2 separate regions of the Mus musculus genome follow, and region 2 is linked to region 1. A link is a loop called in an ENCODE intact Hi-C map of the cell type or tissue named here. Cell type or tissue: heart. All regions are shown on one strand.

What was found. A loop is a pair of places that touch in the nucleus more often than their neighbours do. Peaks named below come from ENCODE experiments on the same cell type or tissue, not always from the same donor. Only the 100,000 strongest peaks of a DNase experiment are listed, where the experiment ranks them.
Region 2: it touches region 1 in a loop (2.7-fold over the local background); 7 of 42 quality-filtered maps call a loop at or near these places.

What each region holds. Positions count from the first base shown.
Region 1 is chr2:61,812,709-61,817,708 of GRCm38, reverse strand. Tbr1 (T-box brain transcription factor 1) reads right to left here. Exons shown (of 6, transcript NM_009322.3): 6 at 3,595-5,000. Among named protein-coding and RNA genes, the nearest start is that of Tbr1, 11 kb to the right of the region's middle. In heart, a CTCF peak has its summit at 2,603 (motif pointing left); no DNase peak of the experiment used is centred here; H3K4me3 peaks cover 1,455 bases; H3K27ac peaks cover 1,176 bases; H3K27me3 peaks cover 2,630 bases.
Region 2 is chr2:61,965,930-61,970,929 of GRCm38, reverse strand. It overlaps the pseudogene Gm13555. Among named protein-coding and RNA genes, the nearest start is that of Gm39837, 63 kb to the right of the region's middle. In heart, a CTCF peak has its summit at 2,966; no DNase peak of the experiment used is centred here.

The sequences.
Region 1 (5,000 bases):
CAGCTTGTGGTTCAGCTGCACTGTACTAATAATGTCACAGTTAGGATATTTATTAAATTAAATATTACCAGCAAGTGTCTTTTAAATGCCATACTCCCAATACTAGATTTTATATTTACTTCAGAGTTAGCATAGTAAGAAGGGGAGCTATCAGTAGAAAGTCTATTAAGCCATGTTTTTCCCCCACATTGGATTAATGGAACTATTCAAATCAAATTTTTCACGCCATGCCTTGAACACCGCTGCAAAGCATACTGTGGGTGTAAAATACACGCAAGGCACATAATAATCAGCTCAGATGAGACCAATGACTTGTACAGCATCAAGTTTACTTCACTGTGAAAGCAGAGGGGCTTTCTTTCAAGTGACTATATTTCTCTAAGTGTGACAACCTAATATATAAGCCAAAGAGGGAAAGCAAAATGACATACAACTCTCAAAACAACTGATCTAAACTAAGTATATAAGACAATAGCTAAACTCTTGCCTGTTTGCCAGTCTTCTCAGAGAGACTCTCATTTTCTTGATCTGGGAAAAGAAAATCTAACTTCAATGACTTTAGTAATTTACAAAGATTTGAAATACTTAAAAGTTCCCAGCTACATTTAAAAAAAAAACAAAAAACAAAAACCCTGATTTCATATTAGGCTACAATATTACTCATTTCAATATTAAAATTAGCCATACAGTTGCCAACATACTTAATTAAATATTTTAAAATCTGAATCGAGTTACTGGCCTCAAAGTTGTGTAGTTCATACATAAGCTTATCTATTGTTGCTGTTTCTTTCAAGGGAATCTAATCAGGTTTGTTTTAACACAGGATCATAGGTTCCACTCTTTTTTTTCTATCCCTGTGACTGACTACTGAGACACACGCACGCAACGTGCTGCACTTGAGACCAAGTTGAATGCTTTTATAAAATCATTTATGAACAAGCATTGTCGGACTATCAGTATAGTTTTACACTCTTTAAGAATGTATGTGGCCTCCGTTCAATAAAGCTTTGTTTCTAACCTGGATCTAAATGAGCCTTTAAAACTGCGGTGCTAAAAGAATAAATACTATCACCCCTCAAAACGTGAGTCACATGGGAAGTAAGAACCATTAACAGTTGGATTTGTCAGAGAATATAACTTCAGAATTTAAGGACATCACGTTGTCCATCTGCCCTAAGTTCCTACCTGCTAATTGCTTCCCATTATTTGTTTAAAAAAACAAAAAACAAAAAACAAAAAAAAACCAAAAAACCAGGAACAATGTGATTTGTGAAATAAACGGGTTAAGTTCCAGCAGATCAAAAAAAAAAAATCATAATGAAAATGCTGGTGGAGGTTGAAGGCAATTGAGTGCTGAGGCCGGAGGTGGTGACAGCCTGATCCTGCAGCAGAACCCCAGGCTTGCTCTCCACCCGCATGCCCACCGTCCTGCTCCTGCTGGCCTAGGCTGAGCAGCTCGCTTAGGCCTAGGCCTAAGGCCTGGGCTCTGGGTAGGCCCTCATCGCGCGGCCTCGGGGTCACCTCCGCCGCCTCTGCCCGGCGGGTTCTGCCTCCGGGCGGCGCCTCCGGACCCCAGCAGCCTCGATGGCCAGCACCGGGGCGAAGAGGCTGGAGGCCTGCAAGATGGCGCGGGTGGCCAGGGGCGGAAAGCGGGCGAGGGCAGACCCGAGTAGCGCGCTCTCGCCTCTCTGCTGCCTTCTTCCCTTGCGTGGAGACGCCATTGGGAAGTGAGGGGACTGAGTTGACGGCGAGGGCCGGCCATCCCCGGGCGGGCCTGGACTTGGGTAAAGCCACCCGGTACCCGGGGCGTGCCCTGGGCCGCCCCCAGGGCCCCAGTCGCCCGTCCGCAGCCACGGTCCCCTCGCTCCGCAGCCACCCAGCCTGGGTGCCGTCAGGGGGCCCGGAAAGCACGCGGCCCCCGAGAGGAGCGCGTGGCTGCAGCTTTCCCTCACGCTGACTCAGTCCACACAGCAGATGGCGGAGCTGCGAGGGAAACGACCTCGCCAGTGTTTTTGAAGCTGGCTAAGAGCAGCTAAGGCGCGTTTTGCTGCACGAGGCGCTCCGTTCCTGTGAAATCGCTCCTCGGAAGCTAAGGGCTTCGCTTACGCATTTGACACCACTCCGGGCCTCGCTCCTCGCCTGGACCCGGGGCCCGGGAGGCGGCGGCGGGGGGGGGGGGGGGGGTTGGAGGGGGCGCTCGCTCGGGGACGGCGCGCTCCCGCGAGCGGGTCTGGGGTCGGAGCGCGCGCTCGGCCAGCCCGCGGCCACGCGCCCTGGAGCGCTGACGCCCCCGCGAGCGCGCGCTCCTGCACGCGGCCCGGGGCAGCACGTGCTGCTGCTGCTGGGCCAGGCCAAGCGGGCTGGCGGGCGAGCGGGCGAGCGGGCGGGCGGGCTCCGAGCACAGCCCGGGGCGGGTGCACGGTCACGGGAGTACACTGCTCACTCCTCTCCCTACTCATATACACACACACCATGTTTGGTGCTTTTTTTCCCCGTCGTCTTTACTTCTTAGGTGAGGAGAGGGGAAAGGAAAAACAAAGGAAAAAAATCAGTCATCATTTTTTTCCCTCTCCATGGCACACGAGACTCCATGGAACGCCGTCTAGTGGCGGGATTGTCCAGGGAAGGCAAATCGGTGAAATCTCCCCCTCGACTTGTCATTTTAATTGCAATTTTGAAGCTTCGTTACATCTGTTGCACCACAAAGGTGACACGGGACACTCTCTGGGTGCTGATGAGTTTGATTCTGTCACCTCCAGGCCAACTGAGACTAAAGGAGAAGGTTGAACCATTTTCTTGTCCCTTTCAGGAATCACCCTCTTTGGAGACAAAAGTACAGAAGTCGCCTCTATGAGGTAAAGACAGACTTGCAAACTTTCTCATGAAATTCCTCATTGCCATTTGCTCTCAAGGGTGGGGACCTGACCTGGGTAAAACTGCAACTGAAGCGAGGATCCCCTTACAGAAGACACCGAGGTGACTCCAGGCATCACCCTCAATCCCCAGCCCCTCTCCAAAGCAAATTTTGAATTCGGTTCTTTAACAACAACCTTTCCCTGTGTTGGTTCTGTGGGTCTTTCTCCACCTCACCCGGAACAATGCCCTGAGACCTCCCTCTCTGAGAGGAAGGCCCGTCCAAGTTTGCATTTATAAAGATTCGCCAGTCACCTCCAAGGCCTCTTGGTAAAACCAAATCTTCAGCATCTGCAGGCAACAGTTTGTCTCTTGACTTGTCTTATATTGCACCCTACTCTAACCTAATGCCTCACAAATTACTGTGTGAACTTTAAAGAAATCCTTGGCTCAGCTGCAGACCCTCCTTGTCCTGTCATTTCAGCTTCGGAGAGAATGAGTGCTGGGACAAAGACAGTTTATATATTTTCCTAGAAAAGGCATACAGCAGCAAAGAGAACTATACTAACTGTAAATAAATAGGAAAAAAGTAATAGCTGGTGGTACTATAAAAGAGCGGGTGTAGGAAGTGGCTACTGTCAGACTGCCCAGAGCTAGGAAGAGGGGCTAGTCTTGCTTAACCCCTAAAAGCCATAACCTATAATAATTCTTTGCAAACTGTAAACTGCTCTCAACACCATATTTAGCATTTTACCAGATTTATTTTACTTGTTATACACAGACGATACAAACGAGCAGAAAACAAAACGATTCTCAGTGGAGTGTGTACTTGTATAAATTATTCAATTCACAGACAAAACAAAACAAATATAAAAAATCACAACATTTGATTTACAGGAGAGCCAAAGTATACCCACGTTTAGACCCTGAATTCCTATTAGGACAAATCCCCCCATAGACTGGAATCTAGATTGAATATTGTGTATGATGCATATTTCACATTGATTTTAAAGTACAAAAAAAGTATAAGTTTGCTACACAACATTAGAAATCCTACTAATCTATTTCCAGGGGGATTAATGCTCCTTATCAAATATAACAAGACTTGGGGGGAATCAGTCTTACTTGCAATAATGCTAGTGTTTTCCCAAGAAAGTCAAATTTCAGCTGTCTCTAAGTGGTGGGGGAATCGTTTTTCAAACTAAAATGCAGTAAAATATACAACTCACACAATTCATCTTCACTAGACTACACTATAGTTACCAACAATTCAGTCATCTATATCATTAGTAGATTACTCATTACAAAGATTTACAGCATATAAAGGTGGAGTGGGGTCTGAAAAGATAGTCAGAAACAGTTTATCAGCATATTTGGCACCTGCACAGACCAGTAATGGATTTGGCACTTTGGGGAAAAACAAATAAGGCAAAATAATATTGCTGATGTGGGGCCATTCCATTTAGAAGGAAGGGAGAAACACATAGAACTCCAGTTAAGTCCGCCTGGCAGGCATCGTGTCACTTACTCGACTCGCCTAGGAACAGACAACTAGCTTTTACAGGTGTTCAGGTGGATTCTCCTTAGCTACATTGTGTGCACCAGGGCACACAGTGGTTACATCATGCAACGAACTGAGAAGTGAGAAAGCCACCACTATGAAGTGCTTCGTGTTTCCAGAGCCTCTTAGAATATCTTTAATAACTCACAAGAAAACAAAGGGTGTGGGAGAAGAGAAAGAATGAGAGGAGAAAAAGAAAAGGAGAAGAAAGGAAAGGAATAAAAAGTTAAGCGTGAACTGGTTTTGTGCCTTGACAATGAGAATAAAAACTAGCCATTCGTTACAATAAATTAACACTATATACAATCATTTCACAGGCTTTGTTCCACTAAAAGTATTAACATCCCTACCATCCATCCATCCATCCATCCATCCACTCGGGTATAAGAAAGGACGCGCTGGGTGGGTGCAGGTTCTAGAGTCAACATCCTATGGTTAAATAGGGAGGCCAAGACAAGGCGGGTCGGAATCGCTGCTGCCTGGCAGGATTGCCCAGGTCTCCTAAAGTTGAAGAGTTTCATTCCAAGAGAAAGGAGAGGATGAGTGGGGCAAGGAGAAGGGGGTGGAAAAAAGACAGGGAGGATCA
Region 2 (5,000 bases), 150 kb before region 1:
ATGTATGGACTTATGTCTGGTCTTCATTGATAAATTCCACTTATCAACATGTTTGCTTTTATGCCAATATCATGTTATTTTTATTAATATAGCTCCATATTACAACTTGAGGTTGGAATGGTGAGACAGGATAATAAATATAACATTAAGTTACTAATATGAGATATCCCCAATTTGTGGGCAGATAGGCACTTAATACTATGAACTTTGATCCGAGTAGCCAAGACCTGTAGAACAACATGCCTAAATTTTATTGTATATGTATCTTACCCATGATTCTCTGTCTGTGAAGAAGACACAATGCAGTGGATGGAAACACAAAGAGAATGTGAAAGACTATTACCAGAAATGGATGGAAGAGCAGGCCCAGAGCCTGACTGACAAAAAACAACAGCTGCATTTCAACAAGGAAAGATCCCTCCAGCTCCATTCTCTGCTCCTCCTCCTCCTCCTCCTCTTACAGGGGCCATGCTCCCACTTCCCCCCAGTCTCCTGGGCCCTCCTCCTGGCATGATGCCTGCATCCCACATGGGAGGTCGTCCCATGATACCAATGCTGGCCCCTCCTTCTCCTGGATGATGCCTGTGGGACCTGCTCCTGGAATGAGGCCACTCATGGGAGGCCACATGCCCATGATGCCTCCAAAGATGAGACCTCCTGCCCGCCCTATGATCATGCCCACTTGGCATGGCATGACTCAGACAGATAAGAACAGAAGGGCTCTTTATCATTTGGTATTTCTTGTTCTGTTTCACTAGGATATCTTGGTGTTGAGCCTGGGTGTTTACTAGCTGCATAGAAGGGCATTGCCCTTCTTAATAGAGAGAATAGCTTTAGAGGGAGATGACATACAAAAAAAGTGTGGCTTTCATTTATATTGTAAAATGTGAGAATAAAATTGTCAGCTGTTCTAGTTTTTTAGAAAAATGCTAAGAATTTGCCTCTTAGAAATACTTTCATTGTGTCCCATAGGTTTGGGTACGCTGTGCTCAATTCTAAAATTTTTAAATTTCTTTCTTAGTTTCTGTCTTGACCCATTTTTTATTCAGTAGTGTGCTGTTCATTTTCAAGTGTGAAAGAATCTTTAAAAAACCAATAATGGCCACTAAAATGTATCAAAGTGTGTTTTAGTTTGCTTCTCTGTTGCTGTGATGAAACAGCATAACCAAAAGCAACTAGGGACAAACATATTCACTTGCCTTACAGGTTATAGTCAATCACTGGATGAAAGTTGAGGTAGAACCCTAGAGTCAGAAACTTGAGATGAAAACATAAAAGAATACTGCTTACTGGCTTGCTACCACACTCAGAGGTTTGACTGCTTTTCTGATACAACACATGCTCACTTGCCCAAGAATAGTACTGGTCAGAGGGGCTGGGCCTTTGTACATCCGTCTGCAATTAAAAAACAAAAAGTCCTCCATACATGTCCACAGGCCAATCTAATAGAGGCAATTGTTCAATTAAGGTTCTCTCTCCAAGTTGACAACCAAGATTATCCACATCCAGGGTAAAAGCACTTCTCACGTAAGCCTGATGACCTGAGTTCACTGATCAAAACCCATGTAAACATAGAACCAATACCATGAAAGTTGTCCTCACATTTCCATACACATGCCATGGCATGATCATACCCACACATATGTTATACACACACCATACACAAACAATAACGATAAATGAAATTTTAATTGTTTTTGGAAACTTTGAGGGGATACATGGTTTACATTGAGGTATTCGAATATGCTTCTATAAGCTTTTTTTTTCATTTTCTAATTAGAGTATTATATAAAGACAATTTCTAAGACATTAGGCTAAGTTAAAAGAGACTCCAAAGATAGTACATGTCTAAACTCCTCACTCTCATAGGCTAAGCAGGAAGACTTAAAGTTCAAGATAAGCCTGGGTTATATAAGAATATCATATTTCAAAAAAAGCAAGAGGAAGGTGGAACAATAGGGCAGGTCAGTAATCCAGCATATGTATACCAAATATGAGTTCCTGAATTCATTCTCCAATACTGAGAGAGACAGTGAAAGGTCCCAACACTGTAAAAGACTATTTTATTGCCTCTCCTTCCTACCCCATAGTTAAGTTCTGTCAGAAAATCCATTATATTTGTTTTATATGTAAAGTCAAACAACATGGCTTACATTTATTTCTGTAACTGTCTTGCTGTATTTTGTCACATTCTCTAATCAGATCTCTTCTACTAATCTCTCTGTTGTATATGAAACTAGCAGAAGGCTATATTTAAATTGCTTTCCAATCACAGTGCTTCAAGAGACTTTAAAAACACATTAACCTCATGCAAGATAACATGATTTATTTTATGGATAAATAAAACATAATTACTAGCCCTAAACCTTCCCTAAAGTTCAAAATTAAATCGATAAACATAAACCGAGGGAAATTTTAACCTTAAAGGAATAAACTCTTGATTTTAAACATTTCAAAATCTCACTATAATTAATTCTGTGTGCCATAATACCAAAGCAGAACAAAAGGGTTGACTGGGGACACTGGAATCACAGATCTGGCTTTTTCTTTAGTATCATAGGTATAAACATATGTTACTTATTTAATTTAAAGTGCTTGTTCATATTTAGAAAAATAGACTCCTGCTTGAAAGAACGCACTTTGAACAGTACTCTTAACAATGCCTTCATTGTACTGCTACATAGTCTTTTTGTAAGCTAAAACCAACAGCAGAAATGCCTCTCTTATTTCAATAAGAGTGAAGACGATTTTAAAATTTATGTAGTAAAAACAATATGTGTGGGCCACCTGTTTGCTTTTTAACTAAATGGATTGGTATGGAATGACAGCTGCTGCAAAACCAACAACACTTCAAATACTATATATTACTTTGCCAAGAAGTCTTAAGTTTTGGTATCATTTGCTTTATTACCATGGGGCACATTAATAAAGAATCGTACAGAAAAAGAACTGCAATGAATATTTCTAGCCACTAAGTGTCACTGTTCATTTAAAATTTTTTAAACTGTACTGCAGGGCACGGTGACTCAATAGAATCTTTTGAATGGGGTCAATCTGGGAAGAAAAAGAAAGATTCAATTGCATAATACAAACTCACAGTAAAGCACAGACTCCAGCATTAGTATAAACTGCATAGAGGAATTCCTAGAGATAGAGGTGTTGCTCTCACTGCAATACCAACTGATCAAATCAGACATTTGTGAGCTTAAATAAGGTTTGAGCTACACTAAGCCTCATAATCTGTTTTTACCAATATAAATGCCAAAATTGAATTGCCACTATAAAGTCTGCCAAGTTTCTTTGTATTGTATGTCAGTATGCTGTTTTCCTTGATAGTGCCATCAATAAACATGTCTGGGGATCAACTGCTTACGATCAGATACACTACATTCATTGTTTCAAGCTGAGATGAAACTGTACAGAATGCCAGTGCCAGAGAGGTTCAAACTAAGCATTTGAAAGGGAAAGGAAGGCATACTTCCTATACCCAGTACCTAGACTCTTAAGATACTATGAAATTTTCCTCAATGTTCACAAGTCAGACTCCATTTCCTAGACACACATAAAATTTAATACAAAATCATGACGTTGGGTAGGAAATTTTTTTCTCCCTACTATAGGAATAAGGAATTCCCTTAAACCTAAGAGTAGAGAGCATCACATGTAGATGGGCCAAGGTGCACAAATAAGCTAAAGCAATGTGGTTTTTAGACAACCAAAAGAAGTGGGGAAAGAAGTCTACATAAGGTGTACTGACTAAAGGAACTTTTGGAAAAACACAGAAATGAAAAACGTAAGGTCAATAAATATTAACATACAAATAAAAGATAAAAGAAACCACTAAAATTATACAACATGAGAATGATACTTTAAAATAGCATATTCAAGCCAGGTGTGGTGGCACACACCTTTAATCCCAGCACTTAGGAGGCAGAGGCAGGCGAATTTCTGAGTTTGAGGCCAGCCTGGTCTACAAAGTGAGTTCCAGGACAGCCAGGGCTATAAAGAGAAACCCTGTCTCAAAAAAAAAAAAAAAAAAAAAAAAAAAAACCATATTCAAAACACTAATCAGATAAAATTGGGGAGGAAAGGTTTGTAGTAGCAAGTGAAAACTTAAAAATATTTTAAACATACATATTTCAAAGAGTTCAAGATTCTTTAAAATGTTTAAATGTAGCCAGGCATTGTTACACATCTTTAAGCCCAAATACTCTAGGCCAAGGCAGGAGGATTTTTGTGAGCTAAAGGCCAACCTGGATTACAAAGCAAGTTCCAGACAAACTAGGTAATTACAATGAGACCCTGTCTTTAAAAGAAAACAAACAGACAACTAAATAAATAATTTAAATGTCTCATGCCTAACGTATCATTTTCCTGAAGAAAAAAAAAAAAAAAGTTCACAATCCTGACGGGAAGCAGGCAGGCTGACTACAGATTTTCACTTTTCCTTCTGCCTCTCCAGATCCAATCCCCACATCCATCGACAGCTCTGCTGTAGAACACATGTTGTGGGCTCCCTTTCCTCTCTGACCACACCCCCAATGGATCAGGAAGATCTCCAAATCTTCCTTCTCCCAATGCATTCCATTATTCTAGCCTCCAACACCATTAAGCATTCCCTAAAAACATACCAGATGAGCAGGCCAGGAAAACAGGCAAGCTAACTGAAGACCTTCACCGCTCCCTCTTCTCTTTTGATCAAAATCCAATCTTCCAGTCTTACCCCTAGTTCTGCAACAGAACACTTGTTACAGCTTCCTCCTCTTGTCATTGCCCATATCTACGGTGAATCCCACAGACTTCCTCTCCTAAACTACCTCCTCCCATCCTGACTCATTGCTTGACCTCAGCCACCAACTCCAACAAGGCACTCTCTGGTACCCATCAGGCCACTCTTGCCAGGGAAGCAAGTAGGCAGACTAAAGATCTACCCTACTCCTCTTCCTCCAGATCATCTGCAGCTCTATAACAAACATTCTGGGGTAACCTCTATTCAGGCC